6 separate regions of the Mus musculus genome follow, and regions 1, 2, 4, 5 and 6 are each linked to region 3. The links are chromatin loops, found by intact Hi-C in ENCODE. Cell type or tissue: heart. All regions are shown on one strand.

What was found. Peaks named below come from ENCODE experiments on the same cell type or tissue, not always from the same donor. Only the 100,000 strongest peaks of a DNase experiment are listed, where the experiment ranks them.
Region 1: it touches region 3 in a loop (4-fold over the local background); 16 of 42 quality-filtered maps call a loop at or near these places.
Region 2: it touches region 3 in a loop (8-fold over the local background); 13 of 42 quality-filtered maps call a loop at or near these places.
Region 4: it touches region 3 in a loop (2.9-fold over the local background); 7 of 42 quality-filtered maps call a loop at or near these places.
Region 5: a loop joins it to region 3, with 5 times the contacts of the local background. A loop is called at or near these places in 16 of 42 quality-filtered maps.
Region 6: it touches region 3 in a loop (2.9-fold over the local background); 17 of 42 quality-filtered maps call a loop at or near these places.

What each region holds. Positions count from the first base shown.
Region 1 is chrX:103,935,753-103,939,752 of GRCm38, reverse strand. No RefSeq gene overlaps it. Among named protein-coding and RNA genes, the nearest start is that of Rlim, 44 kb to the left of the region's middle. In heart, a CTCF peak has its summit at 2,222 (motif pointing right); no DNase peak of the experiment used is centred here.
Region 2 is chrX:103,843,222-103,847,221 of GRCm38, reverse strand. No RefSeq gene overlaps it. Among named protein-coding and RNA genes, the nearest start is that of Slc16a2, 23 kb to the right of the region's middle. In heart, a CTCF peak has its summit at 1,770 (motif pointing right); no DNase peak of the experiment used is centred here; H3K27me3 peaks cover 1,188 bases.
Region 3 is chrX:103,482,629-103,486,628 of GRCm38, reverse strand. It overlaps Xist (inactive X specific transcripts), which reads left to right and starts at 3,396. Exons shown (of 8, transcript NR_001570.2): 1 at 3,396-4,000. It also overlaps Tsix and the pseudogene Gm14861. In heart, a CTCF peak has its summit at 2,402 (motif pointing left); no DNase peak of the experiment used is centred here; H3K4me3 peaks cover 956 bases; H3K27ac peaks cover 65 bases.
Region 4 is chrX:103,913,236-103,917,235 of GRCm38, reverse strand. No RefSeq gene overlaps it. Among named protein-coding and RNA genes, the nearest start is that of Rlim, 66 kb to the left of the region's middle. In heart, a CTCF peak has its summit at 2,216 (motif pointing right); no DNase peak of the experiment used is centred here; H3K27me3 peaks cover 2,356 bases.
Region 5 is chrX:103,673,326-103,677,325 of GRCm38, reverse strand. No RefSeq gene overlaps it. Among named protein-coding and RNA genes, the nearest start is that of Gm53059, 19 kb to the left of the region's middle. In heart, a CTCF peak has its summit at 2,408 (motif pointing right); no DNase peak of the experiment used is centred here; H3K27me3 peaks cover 579 bases.
Region 6 is chrX:103,988,855-103,992,854 of GRCm38, reverse strand. No RefSeq gene overlaps it. Among named protein-coding and RNA genes, the nearest start is that of Rlim, 9.6 kb to the right of the region's middle. In heart, CTCF peaks have their summits at 951 (motif pointing right) and 2,221 (motif pointing right); no DNase peak of the experiment used is centred here; H3K27me3 peaks cover 954 bases.

The DNA.
Region 1 (4,000 bases), 450 kb before region 3:
GGTTGTGGAAGGGTAACTGGGAAGGGGAATATCATTTGATATGTAAATGAATGGAATAATTAATTTTAAAAACGTTGGGCTGTAGAGATGGCTCAGTGGTTAAGAGCACTGGCTTTTTGCTCTTCCAGAGGTCCTGAGTTCAATTCCCAGCAACCACATGGTGTCTCACAACCATCTGTAATGGGATCTGATGCCCTCTTTTGGTGTGTCTGAAGACAGTGACAGTGTACTCACATATATGAAATAAAATTAAAATTAAAATTAAAAAGTAATTGTCTAGCATACATTATCCATTTGCCTAGTTTAGGCTCTAATGCCCGATAAAATAATGCCAGTTTTAGACCCAGATCATGGGATCATGTTTTATGGCAGCATACCATTGTAATTCTAGCACTTGGAAGTTGAAGGAGGAGGATTGCAAATTTAGGGCAGTCTAAGGCTACATAGTAAAGACTCCCTCTTAATAAATCAACAGAAACATGTAAGTTTTGATCCTGGAAACCTGAGTGATGGGATTCCCAGCTGACGCCTTTGGAGATGACTTGAATATCTACCCACAAGAGTTCTATAGAGAACATTCTATGATGTAAAGCAGATACTCTTTCCATTCACCACCTCAAGACAGAGTCATCTTACTACTATTGAAGGAGAACTTCCTGAGTGGCCTTGATTGAGAAAGGGAGCCAGAGAGATGGGGCTTGGTTGGTAAATGAGCCATGTCCTGAAATGTATCACATACTTGTGTGTTAGCTATTGGGTCTTTTCGCAGCCATTTAAAAAACACTCATAATAATATGGAGGCAATTGAATATTTGTACTCTATCAGTAAAATAAAATTAAAGGTTAAGCAACATGTCTCCCTGAAATTATTGATCTTGAAAAAAACATTTGAGATCTAAGCATGGTGGTATGCACCTATAATCTCGGCATTTGAAACACTGGAGTCAAGAGGATCAAGAAGGGTTCAAGGTCATCTTTGGTTATATAATCAACTTCATGAGACTTTGTCTCAAAAACAAACAAATATTTGGAATGTAAGTTCCCAGAACTGTCACTGGTGCAGAGAGTAATATGGTGAAAAACAAAACAAACAAAACAACCAAACAGAGGCCTTTGCCTTCAATATAAGGCATTTCTACTGCAGCAAGTGAGATAATACAATTGTAAGTACAAACTCAGACAGTGAGGTAAGGAAAATAAAATGTGATATTATTGTGACTGAAATGGGTCCTTTTTTGAACTGACATAAGTTGATATCTAACCGAATCCAAGGAGACAAGACATCTATGCCTCTGGGAATGAGCTTGACTCTCTAATTGGAAGGAAGAAAGGGGAGTGGACTGAAGAGGAAAATCAATAAAATCTAAAGGGGGGGTGGCAGTTTGTGAGGTTTCACAGGTCAGGGAGAAGAGGTAAGAGTTTATTCTGGGGCTGGTGAGATGGCTCAGTAGGTAAGAGCACTGACTGCTCTTCCAAAGGTCCTGGGGTCAAATCCCAGCAACCACATGGTGGCTCACAACCATCTGTAATGAGATCTGACGCCCTCTTCTGGTGTGTCTGAAGACAGCTACAGTGTACTTATGTATAATAATAAATAATCTTTGGGCCGGAGGGAGCAGGAACTGAGTGAGCGGAGGTCCTAAAATTCAATTGCTAACAACCACATGAAGGTTCACAACCACCTGTACAGCTACAGTGTACTCATATACATAAAATAAATAAATAACTCTTTTAAAAAAGTTTAAAAACAGAGTTTATTCTGAAACGAGGTGTTTGGAGTGCCTTAAACATGAATGGGACTAGAGTGCTCCAACTTCAGGAACTGCTGAATAGCAAATTGGGGTTAGAAGACATATCTGACACAAACGCCGCCGAATGACACTATGGAAAAAGCACTGCCCCTCCCTTAGCTATCCTTTTCTATGTCCAGGTGGAAGCGTCCAGAGGATGGCTGCAGGGCTGCTGGATTAAGACCTAGTGCCCTAGGCTTTTGATTTCTCTTCCCAGGGTTCTTTGCTTTCCTAAGGAAGTTGGTTCATGTGATTCGTGTGCACAACAGCACGGTTATTTGTTCTTTTAGTGTAATATGATTCGGGTGATCTTTTCCTGTCAGCACTGAGGACATTCTCAGATCAAGGAATCTATTATCACAATAAAAAATTAAACAAGCTTCTCACTAGCAGGAAATTCTTACTCTGGCTTTTATTTACTGTACCTCTAGGGGGCAGGCTTGCCTAGCTAAGAAACCAAAAGAGCTGGGTAGTCTCTTTTTGCCTATTCCTCTATTATTTATTGAGAATAACTAGAGCAAAAGAATTTTTTGTGCAATTATATATATATCTTTTATAGAATCAGTGTCTTCTTAAATTTATAACTGCAGTTTTTGAAATGATTTTCAGATAATTTAGATTTTCTATACTATAGAATAGAAACTATACAGTATTGCATTTAATATTAACAAGTACATTTCAGACAGTGTCACTAGTTGTATAAAACCTTTAAGAGGGATTCATTTTAGGATTCAACATTTAATTTAAATTCCTTATATTTTCAAAACAGAGTTCCTCTGTGTAGCTCTTCCTGTCCTGGAACTCATTCTGTAGACCAAGCTAGCCTCAAACTCAGAGATCCTTGCCTATATATCCAGAGAGTGCTGGGATTAAAGACGTACATCATTTTTCCTGGCATGAAGTACAATTTAAAGAAGTAGGTAATATACTCCTAAGACAGACTCCTCCTAGATCCACCCCTACCTCCCTTTATGTTCCCTACCTATTCACCTTCATGTTCTCTCTCCTAAAAACCCTGGAGTCATGTTCATTTTGGCCAACTACTGTTGGGTGTAGAGGCTGCCATGAAGTATAGTTGAACTACTGGAAGTCCCAGCATTAAATAAAGCAGATTCTCTCCCCAGCAGTTATCAAATACCAATAGTTTTTCATCTACGAGTAAGACTTCAGGCCAACTCCCCCCTCCATCTCTAAGCTAGGATATTTTTCTGGCTTGAACTTCTGTATACTATCACAATCTCTGTGGGTTAATACATATATCTGCTTTGTTCTGTCCAGCCCCCCCCCAAAGTCATCTACCACATTTGGTTCTTACCATCTTTGCATCCTTCCTCTTCAATGATCCCTGAGCCTCAAGGGGATAGGTGTAATGTAGAAATCCTATTTAATGAGCACTTGTAAGTCTTTTATTCTCTGCATGTCGACCGGTTGTGGGTTTCTGTGTTTATTGCTATCTGCTACAAGAAGAGGCTTATTGATGGGAGATGAGAGATCCTCTGATCCATTAGAAGCCATTTTCATGCTATGCTCACTTACCAGAATAATACTAGTAAGTTTCCCCTTAGGACTCATTTTTTAATTTTTAAAACTTTTAAAAACATTTTAAACATTTTATTTATTTTATGTATATGAGTAGACTGTAGCTGTCTTCAGACACACCGGAAGAGGGCACAGATCTCATTGCAGATGGTTGTGAACTACCATGTGGTTGCTGGAAATTGAACTCAGGAACTCAGGAAGAAGAGTCAGTGCTCTTAACCACTGAGCCATCTCTCCAGCTCCCCTTAGGACTCTTGACCTATATAAATACATGTTCTTAGCCTCATCAACAGTTAGGTATGGGATCTCTCTCATGTAGCAGGTATTAAATTTACTCAGAAAGTAGTTGGATACCTCTATAGCATTCTTGTTAGTATTTCTTCAGTGGGCATAGCTTGCCAAAAAGGTTATTATTGTAGCTCTCAGATGTATAAGTTGAGGAGATGGCCACTCCAAGGTATGGTTGAGGGAATGTTTTTATTGTAGATATGAGGAAGAGTACAGCCAGGGGACATCTGGAGGAGTCTAGAGCAGAGAGATAAAGTAGACTGAACAGGGCCAGCAAACTGGACATGGACATGGTTATCCACGAGAGAGGGGAGAATAGCAGGGGGTGGATAATGGAGACAACATAGTGAGAAAAGCAGGAGCAGAGAAGAAAGATAAAAATA
Region 2 (4,000 bases), 360 kb before region 3:
ACAAAGTAGTACAGTATTATTCAAACATGGATTTAGATTTGTTGTCAAGAAAAAAGCTAAGAGGTAGAAGACAACACTTTTTTAATCTTCACATATGAACTTTGTATTGTAATTGATTTATAACTCTGCCTTAGCTTTCACATCCTATGTATGTAGAACCTATAAGCTAACCCAAGGTGAAAAGTTTGGATGTTCTTAGAGCATCTAAGAATGTGTCCTATTCTATGCGTGTATGTAGCTGTATTGCTTCTCTGATTGCATAAGAGATTTTCAAAATCATTTCTATACATATCTACTGCCCCAACTTCTTTTATGGACATTTTACATCTGTCTTTTATTGTTGTTTTGAATCTTCTCTGCTGTCCTATCATTATTCCCAAGGATACAGCAGTCTTTAACTACTGTTAAGAACAGCCTCTCCCTCAAGGACACTCAAGGTCTGTGAATATTCTGAGTCACACAAAACAAAGAAAAGCCTTTGTGCCAGTTCTTGAGGGAGCCTGCAGACAGGTTGAGGCCCATACTGTAATTTTTTGACAGTAAGGTTTGAATTGCTCAGGCAAGAACAACTTGTGTCAGTGATGATTTAGGGCACCGCCACATGGTGAACAGGTGTTTGAAAACAGCACAATACTGACTTATCATAAAGCAACATTTATTTTCTTCATGGAGGGACAGCTGGAACTGGGAGCATTGGCTGGGTGGGGGAGGTTGATGTGGAAAGGCTAGTTCAGTCAAATCTCTTGGAACCTATAGGGATGACCCTAGTGAGAACTTCTAGTAATGGGGGAATATGGAATCTAAACTGATCATCTTTTGTAGCCAGGCATGGCTTCCAGTGGCGGGACTGGGCTGCATTTTGTTTAGTTACTGGCCTGGGGGCACCCATAGAGATACCTAAACAACCTGGCCTGATACTAAGTTGCTCTCTGAAAACTGACAGCAGGGGTGCGGATGGAGGTGGGGGTGGGATGGGGTGGGGACAGGATTGCTGAGGACAACATCCACACAGCTCATTGAACTTAGAGTCGTCAAGCTGCTGCCTGCACAGATCCTTCAACCCCTATGTTCTAGTTTCTTTGGCAAGTGCAGGTACTCTGCAGGCTACAGAAAGAGAAACCTGGACACCAACCCAGCCACAAAATTCTGTCCTGCCTGCAAGATGTGCTGGGGCAATGGTGATGCAGAACTTGTGAGAGTGGCCAACTGATGTCTGATTTAACTTGATGAAAAAGCCTCAAGAAAGAGCCCATGCCAGACTCTACCAGGATGGCCAGGAATAGGAGAGTGAATAGCCCAGAAACCTAGGGTAGAACCAGTTATGACTGGCAAACAAACAAACAAACAAACAAACAGCAGCAACAACAAAAACAATGAAATGATTCCTAATGATACTCGGCTAAGCTCATACATCGGTGGCTTGATTGCTTGTTTATTGGAGATCTGCTCTTTTCTGAAGGAAAACTGGAGGGGGGTGAGTCTGGGAGAAAGGGGAGGTTGGGGGAGCTGGGCGGAGTGGAGCTAGGGGAATCTGTGATTAGGATGTATAATAATGGAGGAGAATCTATTTTCAATAAAAAATAAATTAAAATACAGCAAAAACTTATTAGCTTCATCGACTTCTTTCCCCTTATGCCTCCAACCTTCCACCAATCCACACTCTCTTAGACTTGGTGAGAAACACGGTTACTTTGAAACTGGAAGCCCTGCATGGATGGCAAGCCATGAAAAAAAGAACACTCTATCCATATCCATGACCACCAGGTGGCAGCTAGATGCTGGAGACTATTACCCTCAAGCACATCTTTAAGACTGACTTTGAGTGGAAGTTTCTTAATTTTTCTTTATAACCTTATCTTGGAGCCTGGAGTGGGCTACAGAAGAACAGGCAGATCTTCAAATTGACTGATGTAAACAGAATCATCCAGTTACTTCTCAGGCCAAAAGAATACTCAATAAATTCAGGGGTTGTTTTCTAGGGGAGAGCTGGGTCAGGGTCATACTATAGCACTTTGTAGCCCAGGTTAGACTTAAGCTCCTGACCATCTTGCCTCAGTCTTCTGAGTGCTAGTGTTATAAATATAGCAACCACAGCTAGCAAGATCTACTAGTTTTGATATAAAGCCTTGACTATTGCCCCTAGGGGACCTTGGAAACAATCTAGGGGGAAACTTTTGAATGTTTAAATGCTATATGGAGGATGTATTTAGGATGTAGATGTTTTCTTTACATTAAAACTGCAACCTTAGATCATGTACCAGCCCAGTGTGGTGATTTCCCCAGAACCTTGTCTAGTTGAGCCATCTCCACAATGCCAAGCAGCACACATTGTGTCTAAGAGCCATAAGTGCTCTTGACTGTTGAGCTATCTATCTCTCCAGCCCCCAACCTGTGTCTTTTGATTAAAAAGTTAAGGACATTAATAGTTAATGTTGTTGTTTTAAAGGAGGATGTTGATTGCCCTCTTGTTTTTGCTGCTTTTGTACTTAGTCTCAATGTATAGTCTGGTAATTATAGTTTTGTTTGTTTTCTTTCTGTTGCCTCTTCACTATTATTACTCCCCTCTTTAGTCTGAAACATACTTCTAGTACTCTCTGTCTTGCTGGTTTGATGGACATGAATTCTCAGGACTATTTGTATGATGGAAAGTTTTTCTTTCTTCTTCAACTATGGCCGGTAGATTTATGGAGTACAATAGTCTAGGTTGGCATCTAGGGTCTTTTAGAAATTGGAGTACATTGCTTCAGGTCCTTCAGGCTTTAAGTGTCCATGGAGAAGTCAGCTGTTATGCTGATGGCTTTTCCTTTGTGTGTGACTTGTAATTTTTCTTTTGCAGTTTTCAATGTTCTCTCCTTGTTCTGTATATTCAGCATTTTAAATATAGTACACCATGGGAAGCTTCATTTTGGGTCCTGTCTAATTGGTGTCCGATGTGCTTCTTGTATCTGTCTTGTATCATATCATGAATAGTATCTTTGAGTTGTTATTGCTGTGATGAAAAACCATGACCAAAACAACTTGGAAAAGAAAGGGCTTATATAACTTATGCTCCCACATCAAAGAAAATCAGGACAAGAACCCAAACAGGCAGGAACCTGGAGGCAGGAGCTGATGCAGAGGCCATGGAGGAGGATGCTTACTGGTTTGCATTCCATAACTTGCTCAGCCTGCTTTCTTATAGAACCCAGGACCACCAGCCAGGGATGGCACCACCTTCAATGGGCTGGGCCCTCCAACATCAAGAAAATGCTCTACAGGCTTTCTTACAGCCTGATCTTATGTAGGTGTTTTCCTTAATTCAAGTTAACTCCTCTCATATGATTTTAGCTTGTATGAGGTTGACATAAAACTACCCAGCACAGAGATGTCTGTCCTTAATTTGGGGAAGTTTTCTTCCACTATCACGCTGAAAATCTGATCTGTGTCTTCAACCTGTGATTCTTTTATGCCTATAATTTGTGGATTGAATTTTTATACTGTCTCAAAGTTCCTGCATATTTCTTTCATGTGTTTTACATTTTTTCATAATCTTTGATTGAACAATTCAAGTCCTCTACTTTATCTTCAAGTCCTGATAATCTGTCTTTTACTTGATCCATTTTACTTGTTAGGTTTCCCATAAATTTTCTGAGTTATTGAGTTTTTTTTTATTGCATGTTTATTTTTCTTTGAGTTTTTTTAAGTGTAGTAGATTGAGTGAGTACAACCCTCATATGCTCACATGTTTAAATTCTTGGTCCCCAGTTGATAACACTGCATGAGAAAAGTTAAAAGGTATGCTACTGATGGAGATTTGTCCTTGGGAGACAGCTTTGAGGTTTCAAAAGACCCATGCCATTTCCAGTGTCCTCTTAATCTTTCCACTACTATGAGTATGCATGGGCACATTTGTGTGTGAGTGTGTGTGTGTGTGTGTGTGTGTGTGTGAGCGCGCGCGCATGCTATCATTTAAGATGTAATCAACAGGAATAATAAATAAATAAATAAATAAATAAATAAA
Region 3 (4,000 bases):
ATTAAGCATCTCAAGAGTAATCTAAGAGCAGTCTTAAGCACCATAATTGATCACTTCTTAGGTCTGGGGACTAAAGACATGCACCACGTCCACCTGGTTGACCACACTTTAAGAGATAGCATTGTAAAGGGGCTTTCTAATATTTTCTAGGGTTAAAGTCTATTGTCTTCATGGTAGGGAGCATGTCAGCATTCAAGAAGACATAGTACTGGAGTTTGACATCTGGTTCCACAGGTAGTAGGAAGAAAGCCAACCACCGGCCCTGGCTTGGGCTTCTGAAACCTCAAAGCCCACTCCCTAGTGACTTATGTCCTTCCTAATTCTTCTAAAGTAGTGCCACCTCCTCCCCGCTCCTGATGGCTTAGTGATAAAATGTCTGAGGCTGTAGGAGTCATTGTTCTTACATGATCTTTGGTAGATTGATTTCTGTATAGGGTGAGATAGTACCACTATGCTAAGGATCACTTGGCCAAGTGACTGTATGTCTCTTACATGTGGTGTTTGTACCTTTGTTGAGTAGTGGATGGCTGTCTCCAGGTCCTCTATTCTATCCCACTAATTTACAAGCCTACCTATGAGCAGTAGCATGTTGACGCTGTGGTGCAACCTGTTCATTCATTTGAAGCTTTGTCATGTAGCTCAATCTGGTCTCCAATTCTCTATGTGGCTATTTCTGATCATCCTTGTAACTCCCAAGGGCTGGGATTCACAGGCATAAGCTACTTACCATGTCACCTATTTTTAAAAACTATTTATGTGAATGTCATTAGAATTTTGCTGAGTATAGCGCTAAATCCATAGATGGGTTTTTGATGCAACTTAGACAATATTATGTTGATTCATGAACTTGGGAGTGTTTCTTCAACCATTTTATACCAGATCAACCCCTCTCCCAATATACGTTAGAATTGAAAAAAATATAGATTTCCTGGAGAGACTGGATGCCTGATCTACCTATAGTTGTGGCTCCAACTTTCTCTCTGTTCACAGAGCCAGTAGTGTCATTGAACATCCCTTCCTTTAAAAAAACAAACCATTTTTCATGATTTATTTTGATCATTTTTCCTTCCTCCAACTCTTCCCCACTCATCCAAATCCATATTCATTTTCTTAAAAACAAAACGAAAACTGCGCTGTTTTGTCTGGATGGTGTTTTCTTGGAGTCATTTACTGCAGTCTTTCTGACTCCTTATCTTCATAGATGCCTGAGCATTGAAAGAAAGGGCTTGATGAAGACATCTCATCTAGGACCAAGTGTTCTAAAGTCTCTTACTCTCTGCACATTGGAAGACCATTTCTTAACTCCCATTTCTGTTTCTTGCTGCTTTGTAGTGGGTCCTTGTTTCTTGACCCATTATCATCATCATCTTGTTCTTCCTTCTTCTCCTCTTTGAATTTGCATGGAGAATTCCTCAAGATTACTATTTTACCCCAGGTGCATTTTTAATCTTAATGTTAAGAATATGCAATGAGGCAGGCAGTGGTGGCACACACCTTTAATCCCAGCACTTGGGAGGTGGAGGCAGGTGGATTTCTAACTTCGAGGCCAGCCTGGTCTACAGAGTGAGTTCCAGGACATCTGGGGCTATACAGAGAAAACCTGCCTTGAAAAACAAAACAAACAAACAAACAAAGAATATGCAATAAATTACCTAGTTAAGTGTACAGGAATGGAGGTGTTTTTTAGAAAAATATTTATTTAATGTGAGTACACTGTCGGTCACTGTTCAGATACATCAGAAGAGGTTAGATATCGGATCCCACTACAGATGACTGTGAGCCACTACGAAGTTGTTGAGAATTGAACTCAGGCCCTCTGGAAGAGCAGTCAGCACTCCTAACCACTGAGCTATCTCTCCAGCCCAGGAACTGAGTTTTAGCACATATCCCTTCATGCTTTCTTGTGATAAGACTAAAAAGTGTCCCCGAAACCTGACATACCTTGATGTACACGGTGTGAGAAAGAATGATGAGGTTTGCAAGAATTGGGACTAAGTAAAACACAGAGACTAAATTTAACTCTTTAATTTGATGATTCTCTCTAGCATCCCCACAAAAATGATACACTGGCTTGCATAATCTGTGACCAGTACCTCGCAAGTTCTAAATTCTCTTTGTACAGCTCATTTAGAAGTTCTCGTTTATACAAAGCCATATCCATCGTGGAGCCAGGTGCTCTTAGCTGTGAAGAGCCCTTCCTTGGGTCTTTTTTCCCTAATATGTCCTATGTGACTTCTCACTGGTGATGCTTTTGGTGTGCTTGTTACTCTGATCCTGATCGCTCTGTCAACTAAAGTTAGACAAAGTAACCTTTACTTCTCAATTCAGATAGGAATCCTTTTGCACTCCAAGTTTGGCTTCAGATGCCTTGGAAAGATTCATGCTGCCACCTGCTGGTTTATTCAGTCTGTGTGCATCATTTATTTACTTGTTAATTTGTTTTTCTTTTGTTGAAACAGTTTATTTTGTAGCAGATATTTTTCCATCCCTACCTGAACCACCTCAATAGTAAGATTAGTGAATTGCTGGCACTTTGATCGTCCATAAGCAAACCAATTTTGTGTCCTTTATTATTCATGGGACGCCTAAAGGGAACTTAGAACAGACTGTGAATTATTTGTCAGCGTGAATCAACGAGACAACAATATCCTTTGATTTTCTAATACCCAGGGTGTCTGATCTCTTTCATGTGGATATTCATAGTTTGACAGTTAACAAAATTTGACAGTTCTTTTAAGTTAGCAGTGTCTCTGGGGCGAGTAAGATACCAATGAGCTATTATTCCCTCAGGCTTTGCTTTGGCATTTAGGAATTATTTTTCATTACTGCTAGCGAGTAACGTACTTCAGTGCGTTTTTGTCCCAAGGTATGGAGTCACCAGGTTCCCAGAGAAAGACTAAGATGCCAATGACCCAAAACTATGAGCGTAAGCCCACCAAATCGGTCACAACTAATACTCTGATAATTTAGGAACCAAGGAGCCATTTTGTGAGGCATTTCTACCCTTTCCTCTCCTCATCTGAGGTCGCCAACTAATGCAGAAGAACTTCTAGTGTCCAAGACGCGGAGCGATACATGGTTTGTCCAAGTAGAAGATATATTGAAATTTTGCATAGACAGGTGTGTGACCTAATGTACATTATTTAATGTTTATGTGGAAGTTCTACATAAACGTTTTTAGCTGTAAAATAGGATAATCCTTCATTATCGCGCAAAATAATGAAATTCACGCGTCATGTCACTGAGCTTACGTACCTCCATCTTTATTCATTTTAATTTTTTTATAATATAGTTAGACCTAAAGGTCCAATAAGATGTCAGAATTGCAATCTTTGTGGCCACTCCTCTTCTGGTCTCTCCGCCTTCAGCGCCGCGGATCAGTTAAAGGCGTGCAACGGCTTGCTCCAGCCATGTTTGCTCGTTTCCCGTGGATGTGCGGTTCTTCCGTGGTTTCTCTCCATCTAAGGAGCTTTGGGGGAACATTTTTAGTTCCCCTACCACCAAGCCTTATGGCTTATTTAAGAAAACATATCAAAATTCCACGAGATTTTTGACGTTTTGATATGTTCTGGTAAGATTTTTTTTTTGACATGTCCTCCATACTTTTTGATATTTGTAATATTTTCAGTCAATTTTTCATTTTTAAGGAATATTTCTTTGTTGTGCCTTTTGGTTGATACTTGTGTGTGTATGGTGGACTTACCTTTCTTTCATTGTTTATATATTCTTGCCCATCGGGGCCACGGATACCTGTGTGTCCTCCCCGCCATTCCATGCCCAACGGGGTTTTGGATACTTACCTGCCTTTTCATTCTTTTTTTTTCTTATTATTTTTTTTTCTAAACTTGCCCATCTGGGCTGTGGATACCTGCTTTTATTCTTTTTTTCTTCTCCTTAGCCCATCGGGGCCATGGATACCTGCTTTTTGTAAAAAAAAAAAAAAAAACAAAAAAACCTTTCTCGGTCCATCGGGACCTCGGATACCTGCGTTTAGTCTTTT
Region 4 (4,000 bases), 430 kb before region 3:
AGGGATTATCCTTTGGAGTTGAGCAAGGGAGATGTCAGGGAAGTGGGCATGAAGTTCCTTTATATTTGTGTGTGTCTGCGATGGAATTGGTCTGCTTGCTCAATGGAAGCTGTGAATGTTACTGTTGAGGCTGTTTGGTCAGCAAGAGCATTTCTCTCAGATATTGGACTTAGCAGTGGACTGTGAGATCTGACATGCTGGATGTAGATGAGGGAGTCTCTTTCCTGTAGGAGTGTGGAGACCTGGATGAGTAGAGTGGAAAGTGGGTTGGCATCTAGTTTGACAAAGGATCTTGACAGCCAGGGGAGCAAATTGACAGCATATACACTGTCTGAAAAGAGGTTATGAGGGCTCTTGACTTCTCATAGAGCTAAATAGATAGCATATAATTCTTTGTATTGGGGGGAGTGGTGGGGCAGTTCTCTGAATTTTAGGATAGGGGTTCATCCCAGGGGAGTAGTATGTTAAGCTGAAGCTCCCCTCTTTCCCCCATTAGTAGATAATGAGGGACTCCAACTATGGGCTTTTTTGAAAATAGTACTTGAGGGGCAGCCATCACAACAGAGCAAAGGCCCAGGTTTCAGCAGAATAATGGGTGTCAATTCGTCCTGGGAATCTTATTAAACTGACAGCAAAGTGGGAGTGATTTTTGATTAACATTAAATATTGGGGGGCTGGAGAGATAGCTCAGCATTTAAGAGCACTGTTTGCTCTTCCAGAGATCCTGAGTTCAAATCCCAGTAATCATATGAAGGCTCACAACCATCTGTAATGAGATCAGATGCCCTCTTCTGGTGTGTCTGAAGACAGCTACAGTGCACTCATATAAATAAAAAAATAAATAAATCTTTAAAAAAAAAAAGATCAGCAAGATTGTGCCAAAACTCATTTTAAAAAATTGAATATTGGAGAGTAGAAAAGGGGTTGACAAGAATGTCAGGTTCTTTTTCTAGTGTTTGTAGGGTTCTGTCCCTGACACTTTTAATTATACTAATGAGTGCATCCACCTCATTTAAAATTCAAGGTGCACCACCCATTGGGGTGTGGAGCCATTCCAACACATCCTGGGGTTGGTAAAGGGCTCCCACAGGAGTACAGGAGGAATTAAAGATAAAGAGCTGTATGGGTATTGTTGGGTCATACCAAGCAAGAGTCATCTTTTAAGGCTGCATTGACAGCCTTGGATTGCTTCAGGGGGACAGTGTTCTTGGTGAGGAGGGCCTTTTATCTCCTTTTATAAGGTTAAAGAAAGGTTGAGTGGAGCTTGTGGAAAGGGGGAGCCAGGGTTGAAGCCAGTTAAGGTTACCCAAAAAGCTCTGGACGGAGGCGAGAGTTAATTTTTGAGGTAAGAAAAGAGTGGATATGAGGGGGCTTATTGAAGTAAAGGAGATCTTTGTATCTGAAATGCAATGGGCAGAATAAGTTGAATTTTATGAAGGGCTATTTTGAGTCCTAGGGCAGATATAGAAAGTATTAGCTGTTCCTTAAGTTGGGAGGCAGAGGTGGAAGAGTCCCCCCAAACTAAACTATTGTCCATGTAATGATAGATATTGAGTCCTTTGTCTAAATAGGGTTTTAATGCAGTAGCTGCAGCCTCCTGACAAGTGGTTGGACTGTTAGCCATTCCCTGTGGGAGAACAGTCCATTCATATTGTGAGGCTGGGCCAGAGATGTTAATGTGGGGGGGGGGGGGGTAACGGAGAATGCAAAGTGTTTGCAGTCTCAGGGGTGGAGAGGGATGGAAAAAAGCAGTCTTTTATGTCTATTGCTAACAGGGGGACATTGGCAGAGATGGCTGAGACACAGGGCAGCCCTCCTTGAGGAGAGTCCCAGACTCGCTTGGTTTTGTTAATTGCCCCTGTAATAGTCTCTATACCCCTGAGCTCTTTTCTTTTATAGCAAACACAGGGTGTTCCATGGACTGTGGGAGGGGTGGATGTGTTGTGGTGGAAGCGGTTTTTCTATCAGCTGTGTGAGGACTTTAAACTTCTCCCTTGATAGAAGCAACCGTGGGACCCAGATGGCTTCACTAGAGAACCAATCAAGGTAGGGGTATCAAATCTAACAGTGGCCCCCTAGAATTGGGGGTGATTTGGGTACAACTTTATAGGTAATGTCCTCTATCTTGATGTGGTCTCTTTCTGATTGGATGATAAGCACTACCTCTAGGGCTTGAAAGACATTATCTTTCTAGAAGACTGGTGGCTGCTTGAGCCACTAGGGGGCGTATGAGGCCGGTAGCTCCATCAGGGTCCTCCCACATTACAAGCCTGTTTAGTGATAAATGCATGAGAAGTTCCAAATGCATCAGCGGTTCCCCCTATGCCTAGGAGCTGGGACCCAGGGATCAGTTGCCAGTCTCATGAGATCTCATGTCTTCAAATTGTCTTGTCTGCTCCAGTATCAATAAGGAACATGAATGGCTTATATCTATTTTAATGGTTAATTTTGGGTGGGGGCCTTCTGAGATGCTGGACACCCATAAGGCTTCTATGGACTCGGGCTGAGGGCTGCATCCTTTGAAGTTTAAAGGCTCCAATGGCTTACATCCTTATCATATATGGAGGTACAATATCTTTTCCAGTGGAGACCTTTCCTGAAACAGAGGTGGACGGGGGGGGGGGGGGCAAATTTTCTTAGGGGGATTAGGATCTATTATGGGAAGGGAGTTTTGTGGGCATTCATTTCTTCAGTGTTCCGTCTCTCCACATTTGAAGCAGATTCCTTCCATTTTTACTGCTGCCACAAATGCCTGAGCCACGGATGTGATGTGGTGTGATGTGGTTCCTATATCTTGAGTTGTCACAATCCTCCTATTGTGATGCTCCTCCCAGAGACCCTGGCAAGCTAATCTGGATTCAGGAGTCATGCCTTCCCATACAATGGTTTTAAGAAGGAGATCTCTGGCTGTGGGGCTGGGGATTTTTCTTTCTAGGCCCATTCTAGTTCTGAGAATAAAATCTGATAGGGGGTTCTCCAGGCTGAGAACCCAGGGAGACTGAGAAAGCAGGGAGGATGCTGGGTCTTCTGTATCTGAGAGTGGGGTGAGCCTGTCCCAAGTTTGGGTTGCAGAGGTGACCTGTTCATAATACCATGCTGGCTGTGTTGCCTGCTGTGCTCCAGTGGAAAAGTCTTCCTGGCCAGAGCTCATCCAAACCCCATGGGGTGTCGCCTCAGTCCCGATTTTATCTGACCTGTTGGCGACATCCATCTTGAAATAGGGCCTCCCACTTTGGGCCGGGCAGGGAGGAGCAGCAAATATCTCTCCAATCTTGGGGCATGTTTAGTTTGGCAATATGGCTCTGTAGGAGAGATTTTGTCCAGGGTGCTTGGATAACATCCTCCTTCACTGCCTGCCTGAGTTCTATTAAGTCTGAGGCTGGAATGGATAGCAGTTGAGCGGTTTAGTTAGATTAGGGTTAATATTAGTGGAAATGCTAGAGTATTTTGGGATTCTAGTTCTGTATTGTAGTTCTGGGTAGCATGGGAGGTGGGGTTTGTTTTTGCAAGGGAGTTACGAAAATTACAGAGTTGTTGTTTGGGATAAGGGACTATGGAGTTTGGCGGGGTTTTGTCTAAGTGTTTTGTAGGTCTTTGGCTTTTGTGGCTAGGGAGAGGATAGGAGAGACCTCTCTCTGGTTGGGTGGGGGAAGGTGGAGTAGGGGGAACGGCCAGTGGAAGCTTTTTTTCTTTTCTTTTCTTTTTTTTTTACTACATATTTTCCTCAATTACATTTCCAATGCTATCCCAAAAGTCCCCCATACCCTCCCCCCAACTCCCCTACCCACCCATTCCCACTTTTTGACCCTGGCGTTCCCCTGTACTGGGGTATATAAAGTTTGTGTGTCCAATGGGCCTCTCTTTCCAGTGATGGCCGACTAGGTCATCTTTTGATACATATGCAGCTAAAGACAAGAGCTCCCGGGTACTGGTTAGTTCATAATGTTATTCCACCTATAGGGTTGCAGATCCCTTTAGCTCCTTGGGTATTTTCTCTAGC
Region 5 (4,000 bases), 190 kb before region 3:
AAAGAAAGAAAGAAAGAAAGAAAGAAAGTTAGTTTCCAGGTATGGTGGGACACCCCTTCAATCGCAGCACTCAAGTCAGAGGGAGGTGGATGAAGGTGTAGAGTCTGCTTCATTGCTGATTGTAGTCTGAACTCTGACAACATTCCTGAGGATGTTGGAGCCCTCTTACACCCCTGTATGCTCCTTTGTGAGGTTTCTTCACAGATGCTCGTCCCATCAATGGGTTGTGTCACAGATGCAGGTCACATCTGCTGGCAGTCCTTCAGGAGTCTTGTTGTGAATGTTGGCGCCACCTCTGGAAAACAGGCACTCCATTTATAATCTGTATCTGTGTTCTCATGAAAACTCTGACTCTGATCAAGTCTTCGCCTTACTAAATACTGTTTGAGCTGGGCAGTGGTGGCACACGTCTTTAATTTCAGCACTTGGGAGGCAGAGGCAGGTGGATTTCTGAGTTCGAGGCCAGCCTGGTCTACAGAGTGAGTTTCAGGGCAGCCAGAGCTACACAGAGAAACCCTGTCTCGAAAAACCAAATTATAAATAAATAAATAAATAAATAAATAAATAAATAAATAAATACTGTTTGGACTCGGAATTTCTTCCTCCAAAGTGGAGTGGAATTCTGCTGGCCCTGTGTCTGCTTGTCGTCCCATGACATTTGCTCTGGCCACTGACTTTGAAAGGGTCTCTGTAAAATGGCATCCTGTGGCAGTTCCAGTCAAGTGCCAAGAGAAGACAATTCTTCTGAGTCTCAGCTGTAGCTCTGTACAACTTTTGTCTCCTTTCCCCCTTTTTATTTATCTTTAAAATGTCTGTTACTGAGAATCCAGGGCTGATTTTTTCCAAAGTTCTCTCCCTCTCTCGGTGGGTAAACCTCCCTAGATCACACCAACCCCTCCCTGACAGCTCTCCTTTCTTTATATGGGTTTGCTTTTGTAGGCCCCAGGTGCTCCTTGAAGTTTTTCATATATTTTCTCCTTCATTCTGCACTTCTGCGAGCTGACCCCTGATATGGTGTGCAGAGGCTCTTCTGTGGTCACGACTGTGCTACTGAATGACTTCTGTACCTGGATGGCCATGTCCTTCCGAAGTTTGGGAAATTCCCTGCTATTATTTCAGCAAAAAGATGGTTTTCTCCATAGTTTTAGTTTTGTCAACATGTCCCATGGATCAGATATGTTCTGTTCATAATTTTTTTCTTGAAGTGTCTGAATGATGTCATCAAGCGCTGATAGTCTTTCTTTTGAGCTTCTAGTCTATTAGATATAGGGCTTTCGAATGACTTTCTTATTTGATTTAATGAGCTTTACATTTTGAAGATTTGCTTCCTTTTTTCAGAACCTTTATCCATTTATCGAATTCTTCTTTTATATCCTATATTGTTTCCCTTAATTCATTCAGCTGATTATTTTCTTGTTTTCCTTTTTATTTACTTATTAGTATGTGTATGTATTTGTGACAGAGAGACAGACAGGCAGGCAGGAGACAGATAGGAGAGAGGAAGAGGGAGGGAGAGAGGGAGAGAAGGAGGGAGGGAGGGAGGGAGGGAGGGAGGGAGGGAGGGAGGGAGGGAGGGAGGGAGGGAGGGAGAGAATATGCATGTAGTGGTCAGAGGCCATCTTTGAGGAGTCAGGTCTCTCCTTCCAGGGGTCTGAGGACTGAATTGAGGTTGTCAGACTTGAGCAATAAGGGCCACTGCTGCTTCATTTCATTTTGTTGTGATCTTATCTGCTTTCAGCATTAGAGTAACTCTGGTCTTTTTTGTTTGTTTGTGCTTGTTTTTGTTTTTTCAAGGCAGGGTTTCTCTGTGTAGCCCTAGCTGTCCTGGAACTTACTCTGTAGACCAGGCTGGCCTCGAACTCAGAAATCCGCCTGCCTCTGCCTCCCAAGTGCTGAGATTAAAGGCATGTGCCACCACTGCCCTGCTGTAATTCTGGTCTTATAAGTATAGAATAATTCTCTCTTTCAGAACATTGCAATAATTTCAGAAGTGTTCATCCTTCAAATATTTGTTAGAATATTATCTTTCCTAGGCTTCTCTTTGATGGGAGATTTTTTAATACAAATCAAATTCACTTGTTTGTTATTGTTCTGTTTATGTCTCCCCCACCCCCATCATTTCCAAAATTTGGGGAAATGTCTGACATTATCTTATTCCTAGAACAGAACTAAACATTCTCTACCAGTTTATGGTCAGTTTATAGTCCCTTCTTTTGTCCATTATGTGGGTAATGATTTTCTGAATGTGCTTAATACTTGTGAGCATATGTTCATTCATGTCTGTTTGAAAGATTGGGTTCCACTTAAAAAATTATTTGCAGTCTAGCTTTGTTTCTTACTTTCCTTCCATAGAGTCCAAGCAAGCCTCATGATGTTTTTCAAGCCTCCGGTCATTGCTACTCTTTCTTCACTAGATGGCAACCTAAACTCAAGTTTCCTGTGGGTCAGCATCCAAGGCAAACTCGGAAGTTTGGTCAAAGGGTGTGCCTCACTCTGCTGAGTCAGAATTCAACCCCTAGGCCATCTCTTTCACCTAATTACCTGCCCTTACTCAGAGAGGACAATAACTCTCTTTATACTGTACTACCTGGTGTTGGGGAAGAAATGAAGTCCCAAAAAGACTTTGATGGATCATATGAAAAGCTATAGCCAGTGCTCTTAGCTCAGGGGCTAAGAGCACTCATTCAATTCTTGATGCTCACAAAATAGCTCATACCCATCTGTAATTCCAGTTAAAGTGGATTCAATGTCCTGTTATAGTTTCTGTGGGTCTCAGGCACACATGTGTACAATCACATATCCAGACACCCCAGAAAAACCATACACAAAATATTAGTGAGACCTGCCAACCACCAAGATAGATAGATAGATAGATAGATAGATAGATAGATAGATAGATAGATAGATAAAATAAAAAATTATAGCCAGGTGTGATGGCACACACCTTTAGTAAACAGCCCTTGGGAAGCAGAGGCAGATGGAACTCTGTGAGTTTGAGGCCAAACTGCCAGCCTGGTCTACATAAGGGAGTTCAGGATAGCCAGGGTTTTGTAACACAGAGAAACTCTGTCTCAACAAAACAAAACAAAACAAAACAAAACAAAACAAAACAAAACAAAACAAAACAAAACAAAGCAAAGCAAAGCAAAGCAAAGCAAAGCAAAGCAAAAGCCAGGACCAGCATGGGGACAAGACCAAGTTGTTTGTGGCCTGGTGATCCTCCAGTTGACCAGTGATGATATAAAGCAAGCTCATCACACCCTGGCTAAGAATCATTTCCTGACAGCAGGGTACGATCCAGAGGTTCTATCACAGGCACCAACATAGAATCTTGGAGGCCAGTCTCTGTCTTGGGGTTTCACTATGACTGGTTTGACCTGTCATGCATTTGAAACCTGTATTTGATCCTCCCCTGACTCTTGGTAACCAGTAGAGAGAGCTGTCTGTATGCTATGGGGGAATTAGGTGACGGATACTTTCTTGGCTGACAGACTGACAATGAAGTGGATATCACCTAAAACTTATATCCATAAAGACCAGTACAGCCCCGAGACAGACACCTGGGCCATGCTACAGCCAGTAGTGGACTGAGTCTAGAAATTTATCCTGTTGGGGTTTCGGGGTCTGCTAGGAATATGGAAGTAGAGACCAAATCAGTGGCCACAAGTCTGGAGTCAGAGACCATAAGATTCTGCCCTGTACTAGACATAGCCACAGTGAGCCCATAGATTTTCCTTCCACAACTACTTGGTTCTCAATCCTGAACTGCTTGTAGTTGGTGAAGGGAAGTCGTAGTCTGTGCAACTGTGTCATTCCCACTTTCTTCAATTTCTCCCAGTTGCCCCAGGTCTTCAGAAGAAAGTATTATTATGCTTTAAAAAGTTATTTAAATTGGTGTTTTTGTGAGGAGCCTGACACTGGAAGATTTTATTTCAACATGTTGTTCTACCTTTCAACAACAATAACAAAAAAAACTTTTCAACAATAATTATATTCAAGG
Region 6 (4,000 bases), 510 kb before region 3:
AAGCACTTTGAATATGTGTTTGTAAATGCTATTTTGAAGTCCTTACACTTCAAGGGCTCAAAGAGGATATAAATAAATGTCTAAATGAAAATGGTGAAAACATAGTTGAATGAAATAATAAATAAATAAAAATTTAAGATGTGAAAATAGAATGTAATAATAGACTCTTTGCCTTTAATCCCAGCACTCAGGAGACAGAGGCAGGCAGATTTCTGATTTCGAGGCCAGCCTGGTCTACAAAGTGAGTGCCAGGACAGCCAGGGCTATACAGAGAAACCCTGTCTCAAAACACCCCCAACCAAAAAAAAAAAAAAAAGAAAAAAAAGAAAAAAGAAAAAAGAAAGAAAGAAAGAAAGAAAGAAAGAAAGAAAGAAAGAAAGAAAAAAGAAAAAAGTAGATATGAAATAAAAATCAAAAATAAATCTTAGGACATTCCAGATCTGGTGGTGCACAACTTTAGTCTCAGAACTTGGGAGACAGAGGCAGGATGATCTCTGTGAGTTATAGGCCAGCCTGATCTACATAGCAAATTCCCAGAGAGGGTGTCTCGATAGATAGATAGATAGATAGATAGATAGATAGATAGATAGATAATGAGATCAAAGGAAAACCTCATTAACAAGCTGGATTGAGTGGAAGAGAAAATATCAGACCTGATTTCCCTTTGACTTTTATATGTTATCCAGTTGTCTCTCCCAGTACTCAATATAGAAACCTAGTGGAAATTCTCTGGAATCTATGAGGGTGACCCTAGTGAAGACTTCTAGTAATGCGGGATATGGAGTCTAAACTGGCCATCTTTTATAACCAAGCAAGGGACTGCGACATCAACCCAGACACCAAACCTTCGACCTACAATCTATCCTGCCCGCAAAACGCGCTGGGGTAAAGGTGAGGTAGAACTTGAGGGGAGTGACCAGCCAATGACTGGTCCAACGTCAGACCAAGACCACAAGAGGGAGCCCACGCCTCATACTTCCTGGATGGCCAGGAACCAGAGGCAGGACAGCCTGAGACCCAGGATAGAACCGAACAGGACCAGCAAAAAATAAAAAAAGTCAATGAAATAATTCCTTATAATACTCTACTATACTCGTAGATCAGTGCCTAGCACAATTAGCAGCAGAGGGGTGTCATCCAGCAACTGGTGGAAGCCGATACAAAAGCCCACAGACAAATACTAGATGGAGCCATGGGAACCTCAGCATAAGAGAAGGAGGAAGGATTGTAGAAGTCAGAGCAGTTGAGGACACCAGGAAAGTATTACCCATAGAATCAACTAATCGGGCCTCATGGGAACTGAACAAAGAGCCTGTACAGGTCTGACCTAGGTCCTTTGCATATATGTTACGATTGAGTAGCTTGGCGTTCTTGTGAGACTCCGAACAGTGAGAGTTGGGGGTGTCTCTGACTTTTTTTGCCTGAGTTTGGGATCCTTTTCCTCCTACTGGGTTGCCTTACCCAGCTTTGATATGAGGGTTTGTGTCAAGTCTTGCTGAAACTTGATGTGCCATGTTTGGTGGATATCCCTGGGAAGCCTGCTGTTTTGATGTGCCATGTTTGGTGGATATCCCTGGGAAGCCTGCTGTTTTGATGTGCCATGTTTGGTGGATATCCCTGGGAAGCCTGCTGTTTTGATGTGCCATGTTTGGTGGATATCCCTGGGAAGCCTGCTGTTTTGATGTGCCATGTTTGGTGGATATCCCTGGGAAGCCTGCTGTTTTGATGTGCCATGTTTGGTGGATATCCCTGGGAAGCCTGCTGTTTTGATGTGCCATGTTTGGTGGATATCCCTGGGAAGCCTGCTGTTTTGATGTGCCATGTTTGGTGGATATCCCTGGGAAGCCTGCTGTTTTGATGTGCCATGTTTGGTGGATATCCCTGGGAAGCCTGCTGTTTTCTGAAGGGAAACACAAGAGGAGTGGATCTGAGGGCAAGGAATGGTCGGGAGAGGGACTAGGAAGAGTGGATGGAAGGGAAACAGAGGTGGGAATGTCATGTACAAGAGAATAATTTTTTTTAAATAAGCAAATAATTTAAATAGGTTCATAATAGCTAATGAGATATTTTTAAAAAATAGATTTTTGAAAAACTCTCCCAACTGAAAAAGGCCAGAGTGGGATGCATTTAACACAGAATTCCATCTGATTTTTAACATTTTTATTTATTTACCTATTTATTTAATGTATGAGTGTTATTCTGAATATACACCTGCATGCCAGAAGAGGGCACCAGATCCCCAGTCATGAGTCACCATGTGATTGCTGGAAATTGAACTCAGGACCTCTGGAAGAGCAGTCAGTGCTCTTAACCGCTGAGTCATCTCACCAGCCCCTCCATCAGACTTTCAAATAAGCCCTAATGGCAATACTCCTCAATGTTATGCAAAACACAAAACAAAAAACATTTCTAAAGTCTTTCTATGAAGCCATAATTACCCTGATACCAAAACCGGAAAAAAAAGACTCAGTAAAAAGAAAGAAAGAAAAAGTATAGACCAAAACATTTTATGAACACGGATGTAATGCAATCTAAATTCAAGAGCACATCGAAAGGATTATTCATTTGCTCAAGCTCATCCCAGAGATTCAGGGATGGTTCAATATATGCAAATCAGTAAACATAATCCACTACATAAACATACTGAAAGACAGGAACCACATGATCAGATGCAGGAAAGGCCTTTGACAAAATCCAAAACCTCTTCATGATGAAAGTGTTAGAGAAGCTAGGGATACAGGAATATAAGTCAATATAATAAAGGCAGTTTACAAGACCAGGGCCAGCATCATTCTAAATGAAAAGGATTCCTACTGAAACCAGGAACAAGACAAGGATATCTCCTATCTTCATACCTGTGCGGTATAGTGCTTGAAGTGTTGTCTAAAGCTATAAAACAAGAGCGAGAGAGCAAAGGCCCCAAAAGGAAGTATTTGGGATCAAAGAAACTATGCAGACAGTATATTATACCTAAACGACCCTAAAGATTCCACCAGTGAACTTCTATACCTGATAAACACCTTCGGTAAAATAGCAGGATACAAAATTAACACACAAAAATCAGTAATTTTCATACACACATATATATACACAATGACAAACATACTAAGAAATAAATAGGAAAAATAATATTATTCAAATTTTACACTAAGCAGGGGGAAAGCTTATATAATAATGGATCCATAACATTGAGAAGACATTGAATAAGACACTAGAAGATGGAAAGACTCACTATGTTTGTAGATTGGTAGGACCAATATTGTAAAAATGGCCGTCTCACGTTAATCTATAGATGATGCAATACCCCATCAAAATCCCAACACAATTCTTCACAGAAATTGAAACAACAATCTTAAGCTTCTTATGGAAACAAAAACCATCTGTTAGCCAAAACAATCCCGAACAATACAACAGCTGCTAGAAAGTCTCATCATTTCTGTTTTTAAGCTGTACTGACGAGCTTTAGTAATAAAATCAGCATAGTATTGTCATAAATACAGACACATTGATCAGTGGAATGGAACTGAGAACAGAGACCTAATTCCAACACCTACAGACACCTAATTTTTGACAAAGTAGCCCAAAGTGCATGCTGTAGAGAAAACAGCATCTTCACCAAAGATGCTGGTCAAATTGGATAGCTGCATGTGGAAAAACGAACCTAGATTCTTTTGGGAGGGTTGGTTTTTCAAGCCAGGGGTTCTGTGTGTAGCCTTGGCTATCCTAGAACTTGCTCTGTAGAGCAGGCTGGCCTCATACTCACAGAGATCAGCCTGCTTCTGCCTCCTGAATGCTGGGATTAAAGGTGTATGCCACCACAGCCCGGTTCCCCATTTGTTTCTTTAGGAAATTTCTTAAATTTGAATTTACTTGGCTAAATGATATGAGGAAAAAGCAGAGATCTTGGGTTTTTTTTTTTTAACTTAGAGACTGAGAGGACTGCAAGAAGGCCTGGCCAGACATCTCAAGTGAGATTTTTGTCTCAGAGCGTCTTTAGAGT